Regions from separate parts of the Homo sapiens genome. Here regions 1, 2 and 4 are each linked to region 3. The links are chromatin contacts, found by Hi-C or POLR2A ChIA-PET in ENCODE. All regions are on one chromosome and are shown on one strand. The core of a region is the stretch at or near the end of the contact, and the rest is flanking DNA. Distances in the headings are between cores, read along the strand shown. Region 1 has its middle 29 kb from the start of LINC00963. Region 2 has its middle 75 kb from the start of LINC00963. Region 3 has its middle 12 kb from the start of LINC02975. Region 4 holds the start of SH3GLB2 (SH3 domain containing GRB2 like, endophilin B2).

Evidence for each region. A loop is a pair of places that touch in the nucleus more often than their neighbours do. ChIA-PET counts read pairs that join two places held with the same protein, here RNA polymerase II (POLR2A). Pooled maps may share reads with other maps.
Region 1: a loop to region 3 is called in a map with no recorded cell type, with 9 times the contacts of the local background. The contact joins two enhancer-like sites. A Hi-C loop is called at or near these places in 8 of 37 single-sample maps with no recorded cell type and 8 of 50 pooled maps. POLR2A ChIA-PET finds 5 or more read pairs at or near these places in 3 of 52 experiments (RWPE1, WTC11 and naive thymus-derived CD4-positive, alpha-beta T cell).
Region 2: a pooled map shows a loop between it and region 3 (14-fold over the local background). The contact joins two enhancer-like sites. A Hi-C loop is called at or near these places in 23 of 37 single-sample maps with no recorded cell type and 5 of 50 pooled maps.
Region 4: a pooled map shows a loop between it and region 3 (21-fold over the local background). The contact joins the promoter of SH3GLB2 here to the enhancer-like site in region 3. A Hi-C loop is called at or near these places in 4 of 50 pooled maps. POLR2A ChIA-PET finds 5 or more read pairs at or near these places in 3 of 52 experiments (HCT116, HepG2 and WTC11).

Annotation. Positions count from the first base shown.
Region 1 is chr9:129,456,415-129,462,688 of GRCh38, forward strand. No RefSeq gene overlaps it. Among named protein-coding and RNA genes, the nearest start is that of LINC00963, 29 kb to the right of the region's middle. RefSeq lists enhancers at 2,272-2,321, 2,698-3,219, 3,220-3,740, 3,872-4,495 and a silencer at 4,135-4,424. Within about 2 kb of position 2,902, at least 34 of the 41 ENCODE cell types and tissues checked have a DNase peak (open chromatin) inside an H3K27ac peak, as active enhancers do.
Region 2 is chr9:129,410,193-129,416,191 of GRCh38, forward strand. No RefSeq gene overlaps it. Among named protein-coding and RNA genes, the nearest start is that of LINC00963, 75 kb to the right of the region's middle. RefSeq lists silencers at 3,242-3,321, 3,342-3,511, 3,622-3,831, 3,972-4,111 and an enhancer at 4,693-5,512. Within about 2 kb of position 3,004, at least 41 of the 41 ENCODE cell types and tissues checked have a DNase peak (open chromatin) inside an H3K27ac peak, as active enhancers do.
Region 3 is chr9:129,267,219-129,273,550 of GRCh38, forward strand. No RefSeq gene overlaps it. Among named protein-coding and RNA genes, the nearest start is that of LINC02975, 12 kb to the right of the region's middle. Within about 2 kb of position 3,665, at least 6 of the 41 ENCODE cell types and tissues checked have a DNase peak (open chromatin) inside an H3K27ac peak, as active enhancers do.
Region 4 is chr9:129,025,369-129,031,325 of GRCh38, forward strand. SH3GLB2 (SH3 domain containing GRB2 like, endophilin B2) reads right to left here and starts at 2,963. Exons shown (of 11, transcript NM_020145.4): 1 at 2,724-2,963. The coding sequence starts at 2,786. RefSeq lists enhancers at 824-1,387, 1,388-1,951, 1,952-2,515, 3,200-3,939, 3,940-4,679 and silencers at 1,232-1,463, 2,346-2,855, 2,896-3,325.

The sequences.
Region 1 (6,274 bases), core at 1,652-4,151, 190 kb after region 3:
GAGTCTAATTCCCACCCAAGTGGAGGTGAGGCGGGAAGAAGGGGGGCTTGACCCTCTTACGTGGGAGTTGCAGCCTTGGTGGGACCTGTCAGAACTGGTGTGCTAAGCCAGGGGTGGGAGTCAGTGACTTCCACAGGGACAGTATCAGCAGTCAGCTCACAGAAGCATATGTTTCAGAACCAAAAGGTGTAGGAGCAAGGCTCAGAATAAAAATAAAATGAATGGATGGTGGGCAGTGGTAGGTGGATGGATGGAAACATGCGTGGATTGAGAATGGGTGAATGGGTGATGGTTGGCTGGATGGATGGATGATGGATGGGTGGGTGAATGGAGGGTGGATGGCTGTATGAGTGGGTGGTGAGTGGATGAGTGTGTGGAAGGGTGAGTGCATAGATAGGTGGATGGATGGGTAGATGGATGGATGGATGAGTAGATGGGTGGATGGATGGATGGACGGATGGATGGATGAGTGGAGGGATATGGGTGGGTGGTGAGTAGATGAATGTGTGGATGGGTGGGTACATAGACAGATGGTTGAATGGATGGATGGTGGATGAATGATGGATGGGTGGGTGGTGTGAGTGGATGCATGTCTGGATGGATGGGTGCATAGATAGGTGAATGGATGGGTGGATATGTGGATGGATGAGTGGATGGATGGATGGATGGATAGATGGGTGAGTGGAGGGTGGATGACTATATGGGTGGGTGGTGAGTGGATGAATGTGTGGATGGGTAGGTATATGAATGGATGGATGGATGGATGAGTAGATGGGTGGATGGATGGATGGATGGGTGAGTGGATGGATGGGTGGATGAATGGATGAGTAGATGGATGGATGGATGAGTGGGAGGGTATATGGATGGACGGATGGATGGATGGATGGATGAGTGGAGGGTGGATGACTATATGGGTGGGTGGTGAGTGGATGAATGTATGGATGAGTGGGTATATGGATGGGTGGATGGATGGATGAGTAGATGGGTGCGTGGATGGATGGATGAGTGGACGGAGGGGTGGATGAATGGATGAGTAGATGGGTGGATGGTTGGATGGATAGATGGATGGATGGATGGATGATGGATGAGTGGATGGATGTGTAGATGGGAAGATGGATTGGTGAGTGAGGTCTTGGATAGTTGGGTGGTGAGTGGATAAGTGAACGGACGGGTGGATAGAAGGGTGGGTGGATGGATGGATCAGCAGATGGATCAGCAGATGAGTGGGTGGAGGGGCAGATACATGGATGGGAGGATGGGCGGATAAATAAGTAGGCAGGTGGAGGTAGCACTGGCATACAGCAAAGAGCACACTGTTTGAGACTCAGAATTCTATTCATAGCAAAATCCGACATGGAAAACATCCACACTCCTGAATCTGGAAAAATCTGGCTGATACAAGTCGGGTTGAGACCATCTCTAAGGTCAAGGAAAAGTGGATTCTGATCCTAGTTCTCATGCTTGGTTCTGTGAGATCTGAGGCAAGTCACCACATCTCCCTAAGCCTCATTTTTTTCTATCTGAAAACGGATATAATAGCAGCATTCACCTTCCAGGATAGCCAGGACATCCTATGATAAAACGCATGTGGGTCTGGCGTGGTGGCTCATGCCTATAATCCCAATACTTTGGGAGGCCATAGCAGGAGGATCACTTGAACCCAAGAGTTTGAGACCAGCCTGGGCAACATAGGAAGACCCTATCTCTACAAAAAATTAAAAACAAAACAAAACAAAACAAAAGTCCCAGCTACTCGGGAGGCTGAGGTGGGAGGGTTGTGTAAACCTGCGAGGTTGAGGCTGCAGTGAGCCGTGATCATGCCACTGCACTCCAGCCTGGGTGACAGAGCCCGACCCTGTTTCAAAACAAAACAAAACAAAAACCACATGTGAGGCCCAGAGCAGGGCTTTGCGGGTGCTCAGGGAGGCAGAGTGGCTCTTGCTATCACCTCGATCCCTTGATCCAAACCACTCCTGCTTGTACAAACAAGTGTCACTTGTCCAAAAGCCTGGGTGCACAAAGGTTTCCCACAAAGGGAAGCTTCCAGAGAGTCAAGAACCCTGGGGAACAGGCAGGCTCACAGCCACGGCTGCTGCCTCCAGTGCGGTCGTTCTGTGGCCTGAGAGCGTCACGTGCTCCTCATCCTGGACCATCAGGGGCTGGCGCACCCATCAACAGCTGGGTGACCCTGGACCAGTGGCTTCACGCCCCTGGTCTTGGTGTCCTCACCTGTGAAACACGGGCCTGAGAGTTACCGAGGAGCTATGCAGTTTGTCTCCATATCACCATCTGGCTTGCCCCTAAGCCCCCTTTCGCCCCCTACCCCCACAGGGGCGAGGTCAGCACCCTCTGCAGCTGGAGCTTTGAATGTGGAAGCCTGGGGGAGGTTCTGGGGCTGACATGGGTGCTGAGCTGGGATGAAAGCACAGAACGCCTGGGGGGAGCCCCTCTCCCTCTCCCAGACTTTGCTCCCAACCCGTCCTGAGCTCCCCTGCTGGAGCCTCGAGGCAGGCCGAACTTTGCAGCCCTGTCTGCCCACGGTCCCTCCTGCTGTGACTCCCTGCAGCCTGCATTTCATAGTCAGTAGTGGGGGTGGGGGATCCTTGCTGTGGGCTGGAGAAGTCATGGGGCCCTCCTCACAGTGGAGCCTTAAGAGATTGCCCCTATAGCCCCTGCCCCCGGGGGACCCCGGATGCTTCGCTGATCCAAGGGGCACCCACAGAGTCCATGGAAGATTAGGCAGCCCCAGTGACGAGGTTGTTGGATCTGTGCCACTCAGACCTGAGCTCGGGAGAGGTGCCCGTGCAGAGGGGGTAGGATGGAGGTGCCCCAGGGGCAGCAACAACAGAAGGTCCCAGCTCCCTCCAGCCCTGGGCTACTTCCTCTCCTTCCCCAACGGCTGCAGACTCTGGTTAAAATGGCACCTCCGCCATCTGTCGTCCCTCCCCCACCCCGTGGGCACGGCTGTGACGGGGGGCTGGCTGGCCTCGTAAACAGGCGGCTGGCGGGTCCCCAGGGCCGGCGGGTGATAGGGCTTGTGCTGGCACCGAGGCCCAGCCAAGAGCTGGAGCCGGAGAGGCCCCAGGGCGGCCGAGCTGGGGGGGGTAGGCAGGATACCAGGTAGCAGGAAGGTTTCCGCGCCTGAGGGGGCCTGGGTGGTGCCCCAGCTACCTGGCCGCTCCGGGACCTGTGGGGCCCCTTCTCCTAAGTATGCCCACCCCATCCCCAGCATCTCCAGTCCCGGCCCTCTCACATTCGCCTCACCGCGCTTCTGCTGCGCTTAGAGAATCTTAAATCAACACTGGGGTGTGAGAAGCTCCATGGAGCCCCCTAACTCCCCCGCCACTGCAGCGTACACCATGCCGTGGGGATCCTTGCTTTACAACCAGGGAAACTGAGGCCAGAGATCAGGGAGGTGGGAAGGCTGGGCGTGGACCAGAACTTTCCTCCACCTGGTTGCCAGCTAGTGGCGGTTGTGGGGTGAGGGGCTGTCCCAGGGGCCAAGCTCGGGGCCCTGACACTGTAAACAAGCCTCCCAGCCTCAGTTTTTCCATCTGGGGAATGGTGGAATCAAGGCGGCTGCGGAGGCGGGAGGGCTGTCCTGTGAGCCAGAGAGCACTGGGGACCTGCCGTTCTCTCACAGTCCCCTCACCTCTCCACGAGGGAGGACTCGGGGGAGCATCCCGGGAGGGGCTAGGGGTGGGCGCCAGGGGTGCCTGGGAGGGAATCTGTCCGGGTCAGTTCCCTGGCTACCCCTCCCTCCCCCTACCACGGTGCTGCCGGCCGCCCCCTCCTCTCTCCCGCCTTCTGACTGCCAGCTCCTCCCCGCAAAGCCCTCAGACCCCAGCTGCAGGGATTTACAGCTTTGACCAGCAGCTCAGCCTCCCCCTGCTCCTCCTCCCTCCTCCCCCGCCTGCATCTCCCCCCTCCAGCCTCCCTCCCTCCTCCTCTCCATCTTTCCCCTCCATTCTCCTCCTCCCTCCTCCTCCCCCCTCTCTCCTCCCCTCCCTTCCTCCCTCCGCCCTCCCGCTCCCTCCCTCCCGCTCTCCGGGGGAAGAAAGGTCACCGTGCAGCTGATTACTCAGAGCTCAGTTGCTGTAGCAACCGGCGGGGGAAGTGGGACAGGCTGGCTTTGAGGACGCGCGAGGTCGGCCGCGGGCGGCTGGAGCCGGCGCGGGCCTCTGTGCGCCGCGAGAGGGAGGCCGCCTGCAGCCCGGCTGCTCGGCCGCCGCGGGCCCGGCTCCGGGGGTTCAGTTTTAATGAAGAATCCCTGCTCCCTTCTCGCGCCCCTCCCGCTTTCTGCCCACCTCCCTGGGGTCTGGAAGGAGAGGGTCGCCCCTCCCCGCTTTGGCTGCTAAACTCTCTGGCTCTCCCCCCGGCCGCTGCCTGGGTTCTGGTGGCTTCCTTCCTCCTCCTTGTCTGTCGGAGCTCAAGGGACAAGCCCTTTCCCTGGCGCGTGCCTGGTGAAACCCTCGCACCCTTCCCCACCCCCACAAGCCTTTGGCATGGCCTGGGAGACTCCGGGCATCTTCAACCCAGCCAGGGACAAGGGTCCGCGGAGGGTCTGGAGCCCCTCGTGGGCCTGGTGCCCACGGAGTGCCCACCCCTGCCCTCCAGGAGCCCCTGGGAAGGCAGCACTCTGTTCAAGGAGGAAGCCAGACCCAGCTACAAGGGAGGGACCCTCGGCTGATGCAAAGAGGCCGGAGCCCGCATCCCAGCACCGCCCCCGCCGGCTGTCTGCTGGTTCCTTCTCCAAGGCCTTCAGAGAGGATCCCTGAAGCTTGGCAGGGACAGACACAGGTTCTGGAGTGGGCTGGGCCTGAGTTCAAATCCCACACTCCAGTGGGACCCTCATCCACCGCTGATAGGAATGAGAAGTGGTTCGACTACTTTTGGAAAACATTTGGCACTTTTAAAAAAGTTGAACATACTCTTACCACGGATCTGACCATGGCACTCCGAGGCTTTTATCTCCAAGAAATGAAATCTCCACCGGCGCAGTGGCTCATGCCTGTAATCCCAGCACTTTGGGAGGCTGAGGCGGGCGGATCTCTTGAACCCAGGGGTCCAAGACCAGTCTAGGCAACATAGTGAGACCCTGTCTTTACAAAATATTTAAAGACTGGACGGGCGCGGTGGCTCATGCCTGTAATCCCAGCACTTTGGGAAGCCGAGACGGGCGGATCACGAGGTCAGGAAATCGAGACCATCCTGGCTAACACGGTGAAACCCCGTCTCTACTAAAAATACAAAAAATTAGCTGGGCATGGTGGTGGGTGCCTGTAGTCCCAGCTACTCTGGAGGCTGAGGCAGGAGAATGGCCTGAACCCGGGAGGTGGAGCTTGCAGTGAACAGAGATCATGCCACCGCACTCCAACCTGGGCGACAGAGCGAGAGTCTAAAAAAAAAAAACATATATGTATATATATATGCCGGGTGTGGTGGCTCACGGCTGTAACCTCAGCACTTTGGGAAGCCAAGGCAGGTGAATCACCTGAGGTCAGGAGTTCAAGACCAGCCTGGCCAACACGGTGAAACCCCATCTCTACAAAAAATACAAAAATTAGCCAGGCATGGTGGTGCATGCCTGTAATCCCAGCTACTTGGGAGGCAGAGACAGGAGAATCGCTTGAATCTGGGAGGCGGAGGTTGCAGTGAACCGAGATCATGCCACTGCACTCCAGCCTGGGCAGCAAGGGCGAAACTCCGTCTCAATTAAAAAAAAAAAAAAAAAGAATTAGCCAGGCATGGTGGTGCACACCTGTAGTCCCAGCTACTCAGGAGGCCGAGGTGAGAGGATCGCTTGAGCCAGGGAGGTTGAGGCCGCAGTGAGCCAAAATTACGCCACTGTACTCCAGCCTGGGCGACAGAGCGAGACCATGTCTCAAAAAAAAAAAAGAAAGAAAAGAAAAGAAAAGAAAAGAAAGAAAAAGAAAACAATGAAACTCACCTCCACACAGAGCCTTGCACATGAGTGTTCACAGCAGCTTTATTTGTAAAAGGCGGAAACTGGAGACAGCACAGTGTTGCTCCGTCCCGCAGGCAAAGGGAGCAACAGGTTGTGGCACATCCGTCCCATGGAAGGCGACTCACCAACAGGAACGACCGTGCACACAGCACCACAGCACCATGACCAGGAGAGGAGCCGGAACAACCGTGCACACAGCACCACAGCACCATGACTGGGAGAGGAGCCGGCAGCCACCAGCAAGGCATGGGGGATTGTGTCGGTGTGAAGTCCCGGAAGATGCGTGCGAGTCGGTAATGACAGAAA
Region 2 (5,999 bases), core at 1,754-4,253, 140 kb after region 3:
ACGCCCTTACTGTGGACCTCGGGCCTCTGGAACCGTCAGACGGCTCTAGCAGGAGAATATAACCACCATCAGCATCACCACCACCATCAACATCACAACCACCACCATCAGCATCACAACCACCATCAACATCACCACCACCATCAACATCACCACCACCATCAGCATCACCACCACCATCAACACCACCACCACCATCACCATCACAACCACCATCAGCATCACCACCACCACCACCACCACCATCAGCATCACCACCAACATCACAACCACCATCAGCATCACCACCGTCATCAGCATCACCACCACCAACATCACCATCACCACCGCCACCACCATCAGCATCACCACCATCACCACCACCACCATCACCATCACCACCACCATCAGCATCACCACCACCATCAACATCACAGCCACCATCACCATCACCACCATCAACATCACAACCACCATCATTATCATCACCCTATCCTCATCCTCAACCTCAACACTCCTGTATTTGTTTCCTTCCTTACGGCTGAGGAACACATCACTACAAACCTGGTGGCTTACAACAACACAGATGATTCTCTTGCTGTTCTGAAGGCCAAAGGTCTTCAGCAGGCTCGGGGAGGACCCTTCCTGCTGCTTCCAGTTTCTGGCAGCTCTAGGTGCTCCTTGGCTCGTGGCTGCATCACTCCACCCTCTGCCTACGTCTACACACAGCTTCTCCTCTTCCGTAGGCACTTGTGATGACATTTAGGCCCCACTTAGGTCATCGAGGGTGACCTCCTCCCAAGATCCATAACTTAATGACATCAACAAAGACCCTTTTTTCCAAATAACGTCACATTCACAGGTTCCAGGGATTAGGGTGTGGACATATTTGGTTGGGGGGTGCACCATTTAACCCACTACAACCACCACCACCACCAGCATCGCCATGGTTGCATCAGTTAAGTTCTAGAAAGTACCAGGTCAGTCCAGGGCCCTCACCTGCGTCATGGCCTTTCTTCCTTAAGACAAACTCAGAGCAGGCTCTGTTATTTATTTATTTATTTATTTATTTGACGGAGTCTCTTTCTGTCACCCAGACTGGAGTGCAGTGACGCAATCTCTGCTCATTTCAACCTCTGCCTCCCAGGTCCAAGTGATTCTCTTCCCTCAGCCTCCCAAGTAGCTGGAATTACAGGTGCCCGCCACCACGCCCAGCTAATTTTTGTATTTTTAGGAGAGATGGGTTTTCACCATGCTGACTCGGCTGGTCCTGAACTCCTGGCCTCAAGTGATCCGCCCTCCTCATCCTCCTAAAGTGCTGGGATTACAGGCGTGAGCCACCACGCCCGGCCCAGGGTCAGTTATTACCCCCATTACTTAACACATAAAGAGGCCAAGTCTTGGAGAGAAGAACTCGCTGGCCCAAGGCTTCGCTGAGAAGGAAGGATTTGAACCCTAGCACTCTGGCGACAGTGGCCCCTGACTGACAGTTGTCCTGCCCCCAGCCCCAAACTTCTGATCATACAGATAATTCCACAGATGAAAGAGTGGGGCAACCAGCACCTGAATGGAAGGCACAGCGCCACGGTCCCATCTAGGCTCTATCACCAGCTGGTGGCGCATCTTAGCCCCATCTCCTTCCCCTCTCCAGGCCTCAGTTTGCCCAACTGTAAAACAAGAAGTGGGGGTAGTTGGTCTGGGTAATCTCCGAAGTCCTCCCAGATCTGGGGTTCTGCAACACTGGGTGTCTACTGTCATTTTGTCACAAACTTTGCCCAGGGCTCCGACTCTCGCATCAGCTAAACCCTCTGAACCCACCACCAGCTCTGCGTGGACGGTCAGCCTGTGGGGTGAGTGCTGGTGACTCGGCGTGGAGGGAGGTATAGGCCTGCCCGATGCCTGTCCGTATCTCAGGGCTGGGAACCTCTGTCTTACACTCCACAAGCGCTGGGGTGGGATGGGGTGGGAGTGGGGTGGGGTGGGGGTGGGGGTGGGGTGGGGATGGAGGATGCTCTTTCTTCTTGGAACCAGTGACTTTGGTTCACACATTCAGGGAGGGCTGTGCAGCTGAGAGCGGCTGGTGCTGGGAAGAGAGCTGAAGATCACTTTATCTTGAAAGGGCAAAGGTCTCCGTGACCAAAGGCTAACCGCATGTCCTTGGAAGAGAAAAAGAAAAAGAAAACATGAAACAGGCTAAAGGGGTCTCTGAAAGTTGTTTCCAAAACCTGGGTTGTTCACTAGGAGTTGCTTGTAAGTGTAAACACTTTTTTATTTTTATTTTTTGAGATGGAGTCTTGCTCTGTTGCCCAGGATGGAGTGCAGTGGCATGATCTTGGCTCACTGCAACCTCTACCTCCCAGGTTCAAGTGATTCTCATGCCTCAGCCTCCCTAGTAGCGGGGATTACAGGCGTGCACCACCACGCCTAATTTTTGTATTTTTAGTAGAGACTGGGTTTTGCCATGTTGACTAGGCTGGTTTCAAACTCCTGGCCTCAAGTGATCCTCCTGCCTCGGCCTCCCGAAGTGCTGGGATTACAGGCGGGCCGTGCCCGGCCAACATTTGTTTTTCTGAACCCATGGTATGGTGTGCACTGCAGAGGCTTTTTCCTCTGGCTTCCCTGTCCAGAGCAGCAACTGTATGCATTTGAGCTGATAATGTCCAAGAGTGGGGAGCTGAGTTAGGAACAGAATCACAAACTTTAATTAGCAGGATGACATTAACATCCCAGCAGGGGCTTGGGGGCGTCCTTCAGGCCCATCTGATCCCGGTGGACACCTCCCCACAGGACCCGCAATCTTGGGACACTGGAAGCCAGGCGCCCTTTGAGGGTGGAGGGAGGCCACCCACCTCCCCATGTGGCCAGAAATTGCATGCCCCGGCAGCCTGCCCTGGCTTGGTTCAGCAGGGCCCAGAATGTTCTGGTCTTTATCTGGTTTAGTTTTAAGTGCTTCCAACGGCAGCAGGGCTGTTCCACCACAGTCCCCAGGAAATTGGTCCGTGTAGGACGGAGCCTTCCCGAGAATGAAGTCATCTGTTCCTTTTTTATTTTTTGTTGCCTTTCTCCTTCAACGCGAGTCACCGGGCCTCTGCAGTCCCTCCCCGCGCCAACGCGCCCCGCCGCGGGGCCCGGACGGGGTGGCGGGGGAAGGGGCGAGGAGCAGGGCCCCGGGGTGCGCGGCCGCCCGACGCCCCCTGCTCTCGCCCTGCCCCCCGCCCCGGCCCCCGCCCGCCGCGGCCTGAAGGTGAGCTCCCGGGGGGCCGCCCGAGCTCCGGCGCGGCCCGCTCGGCAAACAATAACAGTAAATAACGCTCCCTTGTCAACGTAATAAAAACGGAAACGGTTACAATGTTTTTTAATAAGCGTCCCCCATCAATCTCCCTCCCCCTCGTCCCGGGCCGTGGGCACCGGGGAGGAGGGGGAAGGGTGGGGGGCACCGGGGCGCGCTGCTTGGGGGACCCGGGGTGCAGGAGGAGGACGCCCGGGGGAAGAGGGGAAAACACAGCAAGTGAGAGACGAGGGGGCGCGAGCGGCCGGGGTCACGCGCGCCAGCCGAGCCGGGAAGCGGCCGCGGTGAGTAACACCGTTGCCATGGCGACGTGGCCACGAGGAACAGGAAGCGGCAGAAATAGCAGCCACCGCGGCCCGCGCCGCCCGGCCCCTCCCCCCAGCCCGTTGCCACGGAGACCGGGCCAGAGCGAGGCTGCGCGGGCGGCCGCGGCCGCCTGCGCCCCAACCCGCGCATGCGCAGCGGGGCCTGGCCCACGAGGGCGTCGCGGGTGTGTCCCGTCGCCGCGCCGGGGCCACCTGGACCCCCAGACCTGCCCCTGCCGCCCGCTTAGGTGGTGGTTCGGGGGCCGGGGGAAGGAAAAGCCAAATCGTTCCTTGTTTGCCTTTGGAAAGCCGCCCTGCCATTGTTCCGGGCGGATTCCTTGGTTTCCAGGCGCTGTAGGCCAGGAGAGGAGGGGGCAGGAACCCCGGCCCAGCGGTCCCAGACGTTTTCGAAGCGACAGACCCTGGGCCCAGCGCGGGGACGCGGAGGGGACACGGGCTAGCAGCCCTGCCCTCCGGAGCTCAGGCCCAGTCCGGGCTTCCCAGGCCCCGGGGCTGCCCTCCCGGAGCCCGACCTCCCCTGGGGGTGGGGGTGCTGCCCCGGGGCCCCCTTCCTGGGTTTCCTGGTCCTTTTGTTCACGTATCCCCCTCCCCGGATTGAACCAGCAAAGAGCACAAAGCAGAAAATACATCCTTGCCGCCCGCAGGCTCCCTCATCCCGCAGAAAACTCTGAAACAGTCCACACCCGTCCCAAAGTTGAGAGAAACCTGGACGTTTCATAAACAAAACCCGCCCTCCAGCAGCGTGTTTATGTGGAGGCGGCCTCGCGTGTCTGAGGCTGGGGTGTGTGTGCTCGTGTGTGTGTGTACGTGCGCCGGGGACACGCGATCATCTCTCAGGTGTTTGTGGAGAATTTTTTTTCTCTCCAGATTTTGTTTGGTTTGTTTTTAATAAGGGTCAGAGGTCTGGGCTTCTGTGGGGAAGGGGCAAAGGTCATCTCGGATGGCCAGGCTGGGAGGTCCTAGGGGGAGGGGTCGCGGGGCCTGGGCTGCCGGGCGAGGCGGGAGCCGGTGGGAGTCAGCGGGGACAGGCTCCGCGAGCTGCTCCTGGGGTATGGCCCCAGAGAGGACCCGAGCCAGGACTGGGATCTCTCTCCCCTGAGCAGGGCAGCTGTCACTTCCCCGGCCCCTGTCCTGGCCACACTGGCCAAGAGAGAAGGCAAGCGGAGTGGCCCCGGTCTCTGGGGCTTTCTGCATTGGAAAGGGGAGGCTTTTGTTTTTTGTACAAGGCGGACTTCAACTTTCAGCGAGCAGGCTGACCAGATGGGAATGTAGACAGGGTGTGCGGGGAAGGGGGACCGCATGCTTCAAACCTCCTTCCTGCCACCATCGCCTAGCAGCCTGAGCCCCCACTGCGGCCCTGTGCTGGCTGAAGGGAGGGAGGGGCTAGGGCTGATGTTTCTTCTTCCCTCCTTCCCCCACCCCCCTTTTCCAGATGTGAGAAAGGAACCCCGCCCTGCAGGGGAAACTTGTCTGGTGTCCAGAAGACTTAGGATCCACGGTGGAGGTCTGGGTGCCATATTGCCGTCTCTCCTTGAAGGAGAAGATGAACACATAGGGAGAAGGCGCCTGGGAGCTGTCGCTACAGTCTAGAGAAGCCCCACCTTGGCCCAGCAGTAGCCTGTGCTGAGAACCGGGATTCCAGGACCAGACAGTCCTGGCGGTGGATCCCGGCTCTGCCGAAGCCACAGCTTGTGTATCTGGACAACAGGGATAGCGCAGTGCCCGTGTCACAGGTGGTGATGGCTCCTGGAGGTGGTGCACACAAGCTCGTGGCATGGCATCTGGTGCACAGTAGGTGCTAGAACATAGAAGCTGTCATTGGAGCTGGTGTGACCCAGGATGGCCACCTTGGGTCTCTGACACTCTGGGGCTGGCTGTGTCCCAAGGCAGGTTCATCTTTGGTCCAGCCTCCAGGAAAGGAGCACTGGACTGGGGTCAGGAGAAGCCGAGGCCAGGGGTTCTGCCACCAACCCATTGTGTAATCCGAGGCAAGTCCCTGAGCTGCTTTGAGCCTCAGTCTTCCCATCTGGCAAATGGGGATAATAATCACAACCACCATTGATTGTGAACTTACTCAGTGCCAGGTACTCCACCGAGGTCTGTACATTTCCTTATCTAATTCTGCCCTCAAAACAACCAAGTGAGGTAAAGACCACGATGATCCCACTTTCACAGATGAAGGGGCAGAGCCTCAGAGAGGTGAAGTCACTTGCTGGGGACACAGCTGGAAGATGGTGCAGTCGCTGTCACACACCCCTGAGAGCGAGTGTCCAGCTGCTGCTCCTGTCTCTGTTGTTCCCCTGCCCTTCCTGCTCACCCCCTGTACTTTTCGGTGGCTCCGGCCACAGCCCTCCCTTTGTATTTGAACCCTTGGATCCAGCCATTCTGGAATCTTCTGAGTCTGG
Region 3 (6,332 bases), core at 2,415-4,914:
TGGTGAGAACTGTGCCGCAGGGATGGGACTGTGGGTGATGCAGGACAGAGCAGGACTGGAGCTCCTCCTCCAGGGGAGTTGGGATCTGGTGCAAGACAGGGTTGCCTGGGGGCCTGAGTGTCGATGTCTGGAAGCAGGAAGGTGGCTGAGGGACAGGCCCAGGCACCCAGGGGTAGAAGCCAAGGTGACCGTCCCTGGGTTTTATCCTTCTTGTCTCTGTCCCTCTGAAATAAAAAGCAGGGTCGCCAGGTGAGAGAGAGTCGGAGAGATGGTGTGGGTGGGCGAGGGACGAGGAGGAGGGCTGGACTTGTGACCCAGCAGGGGGCAAGTGGATGGGCAGGGAAGGAGATTTAACCGATGGAAATCATGCCGGCTGTGCACCTGCTCTGTGCCAGGAGTCATGCCAATAGCACTTCCACGTTTTCTCATTTAATTCTCCCAGCTCTCTATGTGGTGTCTGTCATTTTTATTTTCCATTTTACAGAGGTGGAGACTTTAAGTCTGAGGAAGGTGCCATGGTCTGAATGTGTGTGCCCCTCAGATACATGAGTTGAAACCTAACCCCTAAGGTGGTGGCATGAGGAGGTGGGGCCTTTGGGGGTGACCTGGTCATGATGGTGGAGCCCTTAGGAATGGGATTCATGCCCTTATAGAAGAGGCCCCAGAGAGCTGTCTTGTCCCTTCCACGTGAGGATGCAGAGATGTGGTGCTGTCTATGAACCAGAAAGTGACCCTCCCCAGACACTGAATCTGCTGGTGCCTTAATCTTGGACTTCCAGCCTCTAGAACTGTGGGAAATCAATCTTTGTTGTTTTTCTTTACTTTTTTCTTTTTTGAGACAGGGTCTCACTCTGTCGCCCAGGCTGGAGTGCCTGGCACAATCACCGCTCACTGTAGCCTCAACCTTCCTGGCTCAAGCGATCCTCAGACTCCTGAGTAGCTGGGACCGCAAGTGTGCACCATGACACCTGGCTAATTTGATTTTGATTTTCATGTTTTATAGAGAAACGGTCTTGCCGTGTTGCCCAGGCTGGTCTCCAACTCCTGGGCTCAAGTGATCCTCCTGAAGTGTTGGGATTACAGGCATGAGCCACTTTGCCCGGCCTAATCTCTATTGTGTTTTATTTTTATTTTAAATTTTTTCCCTTTTACTACATATGTAACAAAACTGCACTAATCTCTGTATTTTATAAGCTACCTAGTTTATAAAACTAGGCAGTTTATGGTATTTGTCTCAGCAGTCCAAACAGACTAGCATAGAAGGTGATACAACTTTCCTTCGATTATATAACCTGTAAGACTGACCACCAAACAATCCTGTCCAAATCCCAGAAGAAGCCTGAAGACTATTTTTTCAATTATAAAATTACATTTTTCCCTCTCTGTAAAAGTACTAAATGTTTATTTCAGAAAATTAAAAAATTCAAAGTAAGGTAAATATGAAAAAAAAATTAAATGCTTATAGTTTCACCATCCAGGAATAATGACTGTTAAATGGGGTGATTTCCTTGCAGTAATGTTTTTTATACATATTAACTGGCAGACGTGATGCTGTGTGTTCAGCAAATCCTGTTTCCCTTCTCCTCTGACATGCAGCTAGACTACATTTCCCAGCCTCCCCTGCAAGGAGAGTGTCACATGACTGGGTCTGACCAGTGGAATGTGGGAGAAGGTAATGTCCCTTACTTATCAGCCTGTTCCATAAAATCTTCTATTACTCCTTCAAGTTCTCTCTTCTTTGGATGCTCTCAGGATGGGAAGGACCCAGTGAAGGACCTAGTGAAGGACTCCAACACCCTAGTGAGCAGCCAAGCTGCTAGATGGAAGAAACCAGGGTTCCCAAATGACCCAGTAGAGTCAAGACTCTTCCCAACCCCTGCTGCCCAACATTTGACAGTGTCTTGGGGAGAAATGAACCTTAGTTGTGTTAAGCCATTGAACTCTGGGAGTTGTTGGTTAAAGCAGTTAGCCTTACACAGCAACATCATGTAAATATTGGAATCATATTACAGATACCCTTTTTGGCAGGCCAGGGGCAGTGGCCCATGCTTGTAATTCCAGCATTTGAGGCTAGGAGTTCGAGGCCAGTTTGGCCAACATGGCAAAACCCCATCTCTACTAAAAATACAAAAATTAGCCAGGCGTGATGGCACATGCCTGTAATTCCAGCTACTCGGGAGGCTGAGGCATGAGATCACTTGAATCCGGGAGGTGGAGGTTGCAGTAAGCTGAGATCATATCACCGTACTCCAGCCTGGGTGACAAAATGAAACTCTGCCTCAAAAAAAAAAGATACCCTTTTAGGCTGATTTATTATTATTGTTACTATTACTTAACATTTATCACAACCTTTCACCATATTATTAAATCACTTTTTTTTTGAGACAGAGTCTTGCTCCATTGCTCAGGCTGAAGTGCAGTGGTGCAATCTCGGCTCACTGCAACCTCCACCTCCCTGGCTCAGGTGATCCTCCCACCTCCACCTACCAAGTAGCTGGGACTACAGGCGCCTGCCACCATGCCCAACTAATTTTTGTATTTATTTATTTATTTTTGAGATGGAGTTTCGCTCTCGTTGCCCAGGCTGCAGTGCAAATGGCGCGATCTTGGCTCACTGCAATCTCCGCCTCCCAGGTTCAAGTGATTCTCCTGCCTCAGCCTCCCGAGTAGCTGGGATTACAGGCATGCGCCACCACGCCTGGCTAATTTTGTATTTTTAGTAGAGACAGGGTTTCTCCATGTTGGTCAGGTTGGTCTCAAATTTCCAACATCAGGTGATCCGCCCACCTCGGCCTCCCAAATTGCTGGGATTATAGGCATGAGCCACTGCGCCTGGCCTAATTTTTGTATTTTTAGTAGAGATGGGGTCTCACCATGTTGGCCAGGCTGGTCTTGAACTCTTGGCCTCAAGTGTTCCGACTGCCTCAGCCTCCCAAATTGCTGGGATTAGAGCCATGAGCCACCATGCTGGGCCCATATCATGAAACCACTTTTGACAGCATAATTTTAATGGTGGCACAGAGTCCGTTATCATTATTTATTTACCCAGTCCCGTGTGGATATGTAGGTTGCTTCTGACATTTGCGTTTGTATGTCATGCTCCAGTGAACATCCTGGTGATCAACTGGGTGGCCCCATCTGCAGATGCACTTGTGAAACCTACCTTGGTTTCCTGCCTGAGCCTCTCCTGTATCGGTGCTTAAAAGGGTGCCCTAACTCTGCAGAAACTATCAGTAGAAATGAGTGTAGGGGGCCAGGCGCGATGGCTCACGCCTGCAATCTCAGCACTTTGGGAAGCCAAGGTTGGTGGATCACTTGAGGTCAGGAGTTCGAGACCAGCCTGGCCAATATGGTGAAACCCCGCCTCGAATAAAAATACAAAAATTAGCTGGGCTTGATGGCGCGAGCCTGTAATCCCAGCTGCTTGGGAGGCTGAGGCAGGAGAATCACCTGAACCTGGGAGGCAGAGGTTGCAATGAGCTGAGATTGCACCATTGTACTCCAGCCTGGGTAACAGAGTGAGACTCTGTGTCAAAACAAAAAAACAGAAGAGTGTAGGGGGTGAAATGTACGTTCTTGGGCTAAGTTGTGTGAAAAGCCTGGATTTTCCAGATCTGATCTCCTTTTGCCCTGTGCCCCCTTTCCTGCTGATGTCTTGGCAGTGGGGAGAGGAGGGGTGACAAAACCGAAAGTCTCTCTTTTTTTTTTTTTGTAAAGTCGTCTCTTACAGGAAAATATGTGGTCCTTTCAAAGCCCTATCCCTTGTAAGGGTGGTTTCTCTGCACTCGGGGGGGTCTCCCTCCTGTTTCCTTTTGAAGATGGTGTCTGGCTGTGTGGAGAAGCTTGCATGGGCCAGGACAGGAGTCTCTTGCCCTACTTGCCATCACTGGACCTGCTCAGGAGGGGCGGGTCTGGTCTGCCCTGGTCTCCGGGAACCGCATCCACGTTCTCTGAGGCTGACTGGACTTCGCTTTGCCCTGAAAACTTCCAATTCACAGTCAATCTTCTTCCCATATGTTGTTTTTTTCTGTGGCTGCTCTAATAAAGTCCCACAAACCCGGTGGTTGAAAACCACAGAAATGTGTTCTCTCACAGTCCCAGAGGCCAGAAGTCTGAAATCAATGTGTGGGCAGTGCCGTGCCTCCTCTGAAACCTCTAGGGGAAGGTCCTTTCTTGCCTTTCCGGCTTTAGCCCCAGACTTACAAATGCATCTCTCCACTCTCTGCCTCCAATGTCACATGGCATTTTCCTCTTCTTCTAAGAACACCACTCATATTGGATTAGGCCCCACCTAATGACCTCTTCTTAATTATATCTGCAAGGACCTTTATTTCCAAATAAGGTCACATTCACAGGTACTGGGGGTTAGGGCCGCAGCATATCTTTTTTGGGGACACACTTCAACCCATAAGACCATCCCATTCAGTTCCTGGGCTTCCTCCACTCAGCTGCAGGGGTTGGGGGTCTCTGTGAGACTGTCCTCAGCCCCTCTGCCTGGGGACTGGGGACCCTCAGTCATTTCCATCTGCTGCAGCCTGGCCACACTGGGTGCAATGTCAGGCCTAAGGTGAGCCTCGCAGACCCCTTAGGATGCATCCTGGGGACATAGGCACCAGCTCTGATGTCCTCGGATCCCCCAAACCTATCTGAATCTTTCTACTGCCCCCAGACGCCTCACGCCTGACTTTCAGCCTCCCTTCCCCTCCTCCTGCCCTGAAAGGGGCTTCCAGTCCCCGCTGCTGTCTAGCAGGGACTCTCCTTTTGTCACAGTCCCCTTCTTCCCTAGTCAGGGATGCAGATGGTATCCACACGGCTCTTCATGGGACCAAACGCTTCATGGTTTAAGTTTTATGGTAGGGAGATGCTGGGGAGAGAGAAAATGTACTGAATTAGCAACAGGGGAGACACAGCAGGAAACATTTCCACAATTCTATGCCTGTTGAAATGATTTTGATGTTGAGCCCTATTTGCCTTGACCTTTTTTCTTGTTTTTTTTTTGAGATGAAGTCTTGCTCTGTTGCCCAGGCTGGAGTGCAGTGGTGTGATCTCAGTTCACTGCAACCTCCACCTCCCGGGTTCAAGCAATTCTCCTGCCTCAGCCTCCTGAGTAGCTGGGATTACAGGCATGCACCGCCACGTCATGCTAATGTTTGTATTTTTAGTAGAGACTGGGTTTCACCATGTTGGCCAGGCTGTTCTTGAACTCCTGACTTCAGTGATCCGCCCATCTTGGCCTCCCAAAGTGCTGGGATTACAGGGGTGAGCCACTGCGCCTGACCTTGCCTTGACATTTGAAAGGCTAAACAAGGCAAACCCTGGCCTTATTTCCTCCCCCAGCCCAGTTACCCGCTCAGCCAGCCCAGCCATGCTTCCCAGTCAGTCTCCCACTGCTCCTGGCCTCTTCTGGCCCCTTGGCACACGTTCTCATTTTCTGGAACACTCTTCCCCTACCCCCTTCCCTGGGCAACTCCTCCTCATGCTTTGGGTCCCAGCTTGTACAATACTTCATCGGAGAAGTTGCCCCCCATGCCCCAGACACATGACCCCCACCATGGGCTGCGTGTTTTATATTTGTGACCCTCAGCGGACCACAAGCTCCATGAGGGGAGGGGCCATGTCATTTCCTTCACCTCTGCTGTTCCTACTACTGGCACTTGTAGTGAGGTAGGGTGGGACTGGACTCTGGAGGCAGACCTTGGACACTGGACCAAATTGACCTTGGACACTGGACTAGCTAAAGCAAGCCTGGGGTGGAAGCACCTCTTCATAAGGCTGCCCACCAGTGTGCCATGCCAGTTTACCATTGGCATGGCAACACCCAGAAGTGACTGCCCTTTCCATGGCAACAGCCCAATGATCTGGAAGTTACCACCCTTTTCCTAGAAATTTCTACATGAACTGTCCCTTAATTTGCATATAATTAAAAGTGGGTATCACTATGAGTGCAGAATTGGATCTGAGCTGCCACTCTGGGCACACAGCCTGCGGGGGAGCCCTGCTCTGCAGGGAGCAGTTCCTCCGCTGGGCTAGGCATGGCCACTTTAATACAAGCTGTTGTCTAACACCACCAGCTCACCCTTACATACTTTCCTGGGTGAAGCCAAGAACCCTCCTGGGTTAAGCCCCAGTTTTGGGGCTCATCTGCCCCGCATCAGTAGGAACCCACCAAGTGTGGGAAGAGGGAATGGAAGCCAGCGGAAGTGATGCCATCATTTTGTATGATGTTTACTCCGTGAAAGTGCCGACATGCAGCTGTTGTCAACCTACAAACATGGCAACTGCTTATGATCAAAGCCCTCCTCAAGCCCCCACTTTTGGTAGACCCCCATCAC
Region 4 (5,957 bases), core at 1,713-4,212, 240 kb before region 3:
CCTGGCCAACGTGGTGAAACCCTGTCTCTACTAAGTACAAAAAAAAAATTAGCCAGGAGTGGTGGCAGGTGCCTATAATCCCAGTTACTCGGGAGGCTGAGGCAGAAGAATCACTTGAACCTGAAAGGTGGAGGTTGCAGTGAGCCGAGATTGTGCCACTGCACTCCAGCCTCGGCGACAGGATGAGACTCTGTCTCAAAAAAAAAAAAGGAAGGAAAGAAGAAAGGAGAGAGGGACTAAGGGAGGAAGGAAGGAAGGCAGGCAGGCAGGCAGGCAGGCAGGCAGGCCTCCCTCACATCCCTCCTCAGCTCTCAGGAGCTACCCTGATGGTACCAAGGGCATCACCCTAAATGTGCACCTCAACACCTCCCCTCCTTACCAAGGTTCAGAGCAGCACTCCCCACCCCGCCCTCCCTTACAGGCCACATCTGCCCAGGTGAGAAGTTCTACCAGGCTTTCCCAAACTAGACGGCATCCATCCCATGTCCACTGCAGTCTGCCTAGCTCCATGATGACGATGCCACCACCTCTCTGGACTTTATAAGTATTACTTCTACCACTACTATTACTGTTACTGCAATTACTACTAATAGTATTAGTACTATCACTCCTCCTGCCCTCTCCCACCCCCACTGGCATCTTGTCCAAATCTGCCTTAGGTTTTCTTGCCTCGGTGCCCTTATCTGGGCTGCTCCTGCCACTTGGACCAACATCATGAGCCCCTCCCTACTTTCTGAGCACAGTTCAGGGGCCCTCCATGCAGGAGACCATCCCAGAATGACCCATACAAAAGGGATCCTGCCCTCTGGATCCTCATCTCAGGGCCAAGGCCTTGTTCCTTGCTGGATCGGGGAGGCTCTTAAAGTTGTTTCTTGTACCTGCAGGGACTGGGAGGTTCCTGAGCCCATCACATGTATTGATCATAAAGAACCCCTCTCCCATCCCTCCTGACTGTCTCCCATCCAGGCCAGCTTGGTCTCAGGCGGAGCCCCTCTGTGGCCTCTCCTGCCAGGTCACATTTCAGGCCTCTCTATCCCCTGGCCTGCCACTCTGCCCCAATCCTGCCAAGAGGAAGGGGTTTGGTGCTGGAGTCCGAGGCTGCTCCCGGGAAAATGGCAGCAGTGGGGTGGGCGTGCAGAGCAGAGAAAGCCTCTATTTATAAAGCTCTCAGCTCCCTCCCTCCCACCCCGAGGCTGGGGCCTGACTGCTGGCTCCCACTCCAGTAACAGTGACCCTGTGGGGCAGCTCCCACCAAGCGGAGCCACACCTAGGCCCTGCCCTGCCTAGGTCCTGAGAGCCCTGGCCAGGTCAGGCAGCAGGGCCCCAGCCCTAGCAGGGAACTGGCAGATCAGGTTCTTCCCAGATGTGGGAGATAGTGTGGTTGCCATACCAACAGCAGAGTGGGTTCCCCCCTCCCAGATGGACTGGGGCCGTCCAATCCGAGGGGCTCTGGGATCCTGGCATCTCCACTAGGGCTGGGGCTGCCCACCAGACTTGGAACACATTAAGCAGTGAATTCTCGCTGGGATGCTAATCCTCAGCGGGACACAGCACCTTCTAGTAAACATGACTACATGGGTTGCTGGCTGGGTGTGGGCTCCTGGGGAGGGGAGTGCCCGGGTTGGGGGTGGGGAGAGAACTGTACTCAACAGAAACAACAACGATGACAACGACAACGACAAAGACAAGACTACAGGACCTGCTCCCAGAACCCTGGGATGGGCCAGCCCCGGGCCTGCGGAATCCCACTGAATCCCATAACCACGGTGTTACACCAGATTTACAGAAGGGGAGGGCGGGGCTCTGAGAGAAGTGACTTGTCCAAGGTCACATGCTGCACAGGTGCAATATTAACCACTTTGACACCAATAATGAGCTTGCCTTTGGTGAGCACACATATGCAGAGTCCCACAGAATCCTCGCATCTGTCCTGGGAGGCAGGAATACTGATCCCATTTTTCAGACTGAGAAACTGAGGCCCAGTGAGATGAAGGCCCCTCCCCCAAGGTCACAGGAGGGCACATTCCCACCCACACCTGACCCTAGGTCTTCCCATGATGTTGAGTTGCCTGTTACTCTCTGCCCCTAAACGGATAGGACTTCTTCCAATCTCAGCATCGTGGGCCTGGACAGCTTCCCAGCCAGACCCCAGCCCTCTCTCCATCCCCCAGGCCCAGGGACCAAGGAAACAGACCTCCCGTGGAGCAGAAAAGAAACAACTCCTGGCTTCCGGCCTGACTATCCAAACGTGTGAAATGGCCATGAGGGACTCATGGCACCAGCCGCCCATTGCACAGGTGCGGAGACTGAGGCTCGGAGAAGGGGTTGTGGTGGACGCATGAGTCCCTGGGCCTGGGACCCAGGTCGCTAAATGCCCCGCCAGGCGCCAGTCACTGCTGGACAAGGGCAGGGAGGTAGCACCCAGCCGGTGCCTCCTCCCCTCCTCAGCCAGGCAGGCGCCAGGGGAGCAGGGTAACCCAACCAGCCCAAAGGGTGGGCACCGGTGCCTCGCCCCAGGCAGCAGGGCCAAGGCCCGGCTCGGGCCGCACGGGCTCTTTCCCTCTTCCGGTCAGCAAGGGCTCAGGGGGGCAGAGGTGTGCCGCGGCGGGGACGAGGGCAGCAGCCCGGGAGGGCTTTCCCGCGTCCCCAGGCGTCTGCCGCAGGGTGCTCCCCGCCCGCCGCACATCCGGGCCCCCGGCGCACGGCGCGACGCCAGGCCTCACCTGCACCGCCCGGGTGAAGAAGATGCCCGCGTCCGACGCCAGCTTCTTCATGTTGAAGTCCATGGCGTGCCCGCACGGCCGCCGCGCACGGCCCGAGCGCAGCCGGCAGCCCCCGGCCCAGCCGCCGCCGCCAACCGCACCCCGCCCACCTGCTGCGGGGCACCAGCCCTCCGCGCACCCGCCTGCCGGCCTGCCCGCCTGCCCGCCCGCCGCAGCCGCCGAGCCAGCCCGAGCGCGCAGGGCGGGGCGCGGAGGCCGCGGGTCGGAGCCAGAGGGGCGGGGGCGGAGCTGGCGGTGCCGGGGCGGGACGGGACGGCAGTGGGGCGGAGCTAGAGGGGCGGGGGCCGGGCTGGTTGGCGGAAGCCGGGCGGAGTCGGAGGGGGCGGGACTGGCGGGACAGGGGCGGAGCGAGAGGGCAGTGGGGCGGAGCTACATGGGTGGGGGCGAGGCCTTGGCGCGGCCAGAGCGGGGGTTGGTCTGGGGAGCAGGTTGTGCTGGGCAGGGCTCGCTGCTGGGCAGTGCTCGCTGCTGCCCCCATGCGCCTGCCGCCGCGGATTGGGCCGGCCTCTTTTTTTCCTTTTACTAAAATTATTAAAACTGGAACACATGTGCTCTTAGATGATTGCAGGTACACGCCATAATTACATATTATTTGCCATCTTACCAATGCTTTTCAAAAGTTTTAATTGATAAATATATATTTACGGCCTACAAGGTGATGAAATTGTGGAATGATGAAATCAAGTTAATTGACATATCCATCACCTCACCTACTTTTTTTGTGGTTAGAACATTTCAAATGTACTCTTTTAGCAATTTTGAAATATGCAATACTTTTTTTTTTTTTTTGTAGACAGAGTCTTGCTCTGTCGCCCAGGCTGGAGTGCAGTGGCGCGATCTCGGCTCACTGCAGCCTCCACCTGCCGGGCTCAAGCGATTCTCCTGCTTCATTCAGCCTCCCGAGTAGCTGGGACTACAGGCGCCCACCAACATGCCCCGCTAATTTTTTGTACTTTAGGAGAGACAAGGTTTTGCCATGTTGCCCAGGGTGGTCTTGAACTCCTGATCTCAGGCAATCTGCCTGCCTCAGTCTCCCAAAGTCACTAAGTGACTGAGTAGTCACCAATATGTGCAACAGATCTCTAAAATGGGCCTCTCTTGCTTTCTCCTCCCACCACCCAGGCCTGCTGCCTCTCCCCTGTTTGTGCCTCTTCATCTCCGCTCTTTATTCACACCCCCTCCCTCCCATTCCCATTTCTTCCACTCTGTTTCCCTTGGGTTTCCTCCCGTTACTCCTCCTCTCTGACCTCTCCTCCTCTCTTCTGCCCTGACCTTGGTGACTGAGCCGGAGTCAGGCTTGGGACTTGCCCTCCACCGCTGGAACAGCTGTTTGTCAGCCTGGGAGGCCCTGTGGCTTCCCCAAATTGGAGGAGGGTTGGGGTGGCGGTCACGGGAAGGGAGGGGGTTCTGGAGCTGGGGCCTGGAGCCCCCTGTGTGGTGAGAGGAGGAGATCAAAGGTTGGGTGACTGTCAGGGTGGAGAGAATGAGCTGCCCTGGGAGCACAGATGTGTGATAACCTTGAAACCAGCTCCTCACAGCCCCAGGCAAGGAGATGACCTACAGGTGCTCCTGACCCCAAATGCCTTCCCTTGGGGCTCAGATAGAGGCTTTGTACTGGTCTTCACCTCTCCTTGCTGTCTACCTCTAGGTTTCCTCTTTTTTTTTTTTTTTCTTTTTGAGATGGAGTCTCGCTCTTTCACCCAGGCTGGAATGCAGTGGCACCATCTCAGCTCACTGCAGCCACCGCCTCCCGGGGTCTAAGCGATTCTCCTGCCTCACCCTCCACAGTAGCTGGGATTACAGGCATGTGCCACCACGCCCGGCTGATTTTTGTATTTTTAGTAGAGACGGGGTTTCACCATGTTGGTCAGGCTGGTCTTGAACTCCTGACCTCGTGATCCACCTGCCTCCGCCTCCCAAAGTGCTGGGATTACAGGTGTGAGCCACCACGCCCGGCCTAGGTTTCACCTTTGAACCCAGTGGAGAGCTCTGTTCCCAAGCTGTACCCTCTTCTATCTGGCTTTGTTCATCTTTCTATACTTACCCCAGTTTCTGTCACCTATCCCAGCATGGCTCTGCAGGGTGAGCCTCAAGTCACCTGGGGGCTTGTTCAAAATCCAGACCCTGTTCCCTCTCCCAGCCCTGGTTCTGGGTCAACAAGTCAATGGCTCTAACATTAAATCACCTGGGAGCTTTCAAAACTCCACCTACCTGGGCCATCCTGTCATGTACTTGGGCCAGTATGTACATGTTGCCTTCATCAACTTTCATGTCATTCACACATCTGCAATCCCTCAACTCTGATTCTCTGTGTTTCTGTTTTTGTGTTCACTATGTGTTTGTTTCTATTTGTCTGTATTGATCATGGACTTATTTACTATCATCTGTTTATAGCTGACTATATCATTCATTTAGCCAGTGTTAACTTTAAAAAAATCTAGTCAGGCATGGTGGCTCATACATGTAATCCCAGGAGGCCAAGGCGGGCGAATCACCTGAGATCAGGAGTTCAAGACCAGCTGACCAAGATAGAGAAACTCTGTCTCTACTAAAAATACAAAATTAGCCAGGCGTGCTGGCGCATGCCTATAATCCCAGCTACTTGGGAGGCTGAGGCAGGAGAATCGCTTGAACCCGGGAGGCAGAGGTTGCGGTCAGCTGAGATAGCGCCATTGCACTCCAGCCTGGGCAACAAGAGAGAAACTCCATCTCAAAAAAAAAAAAAAAAAAAAAAAAAAGAAATCAAGATGTAGGCCAGGTGCGGTGGCAAACGCCTGTAATCCCAGCACTCTGGGAGGCCGAGGCAGGCGGATCACCTGAGGTCAGGAGTTCGAGACCAGCCTGGACAACATGGTGAAACCCCATCTCTACTAAAAATACCAAAAATTAGCTGGGCGTGGTGGTGTAGGCCTGTAGTTCCAGCTACTAGGGAGGATGAGGCAGGAGAATAGCTTGGACCGAGGAGGCAGAGGTTGCAGTGAGACGAGGTCACGCCATTGCACTCCAGCCTGGGCAACAGGAACGAAACTCCGGCCAGGCATGGTGGCCCACACGTGTAATCCCAGCACTTTGGGAGGCCAAAGCGGGTGGATCACGAGGTCAGGAGTTCAAGACCAGCCTGGCCAAGATGGTGAAACTCCTTCTCTACTGAAAATCCAAAAATTAGCCAGGCGA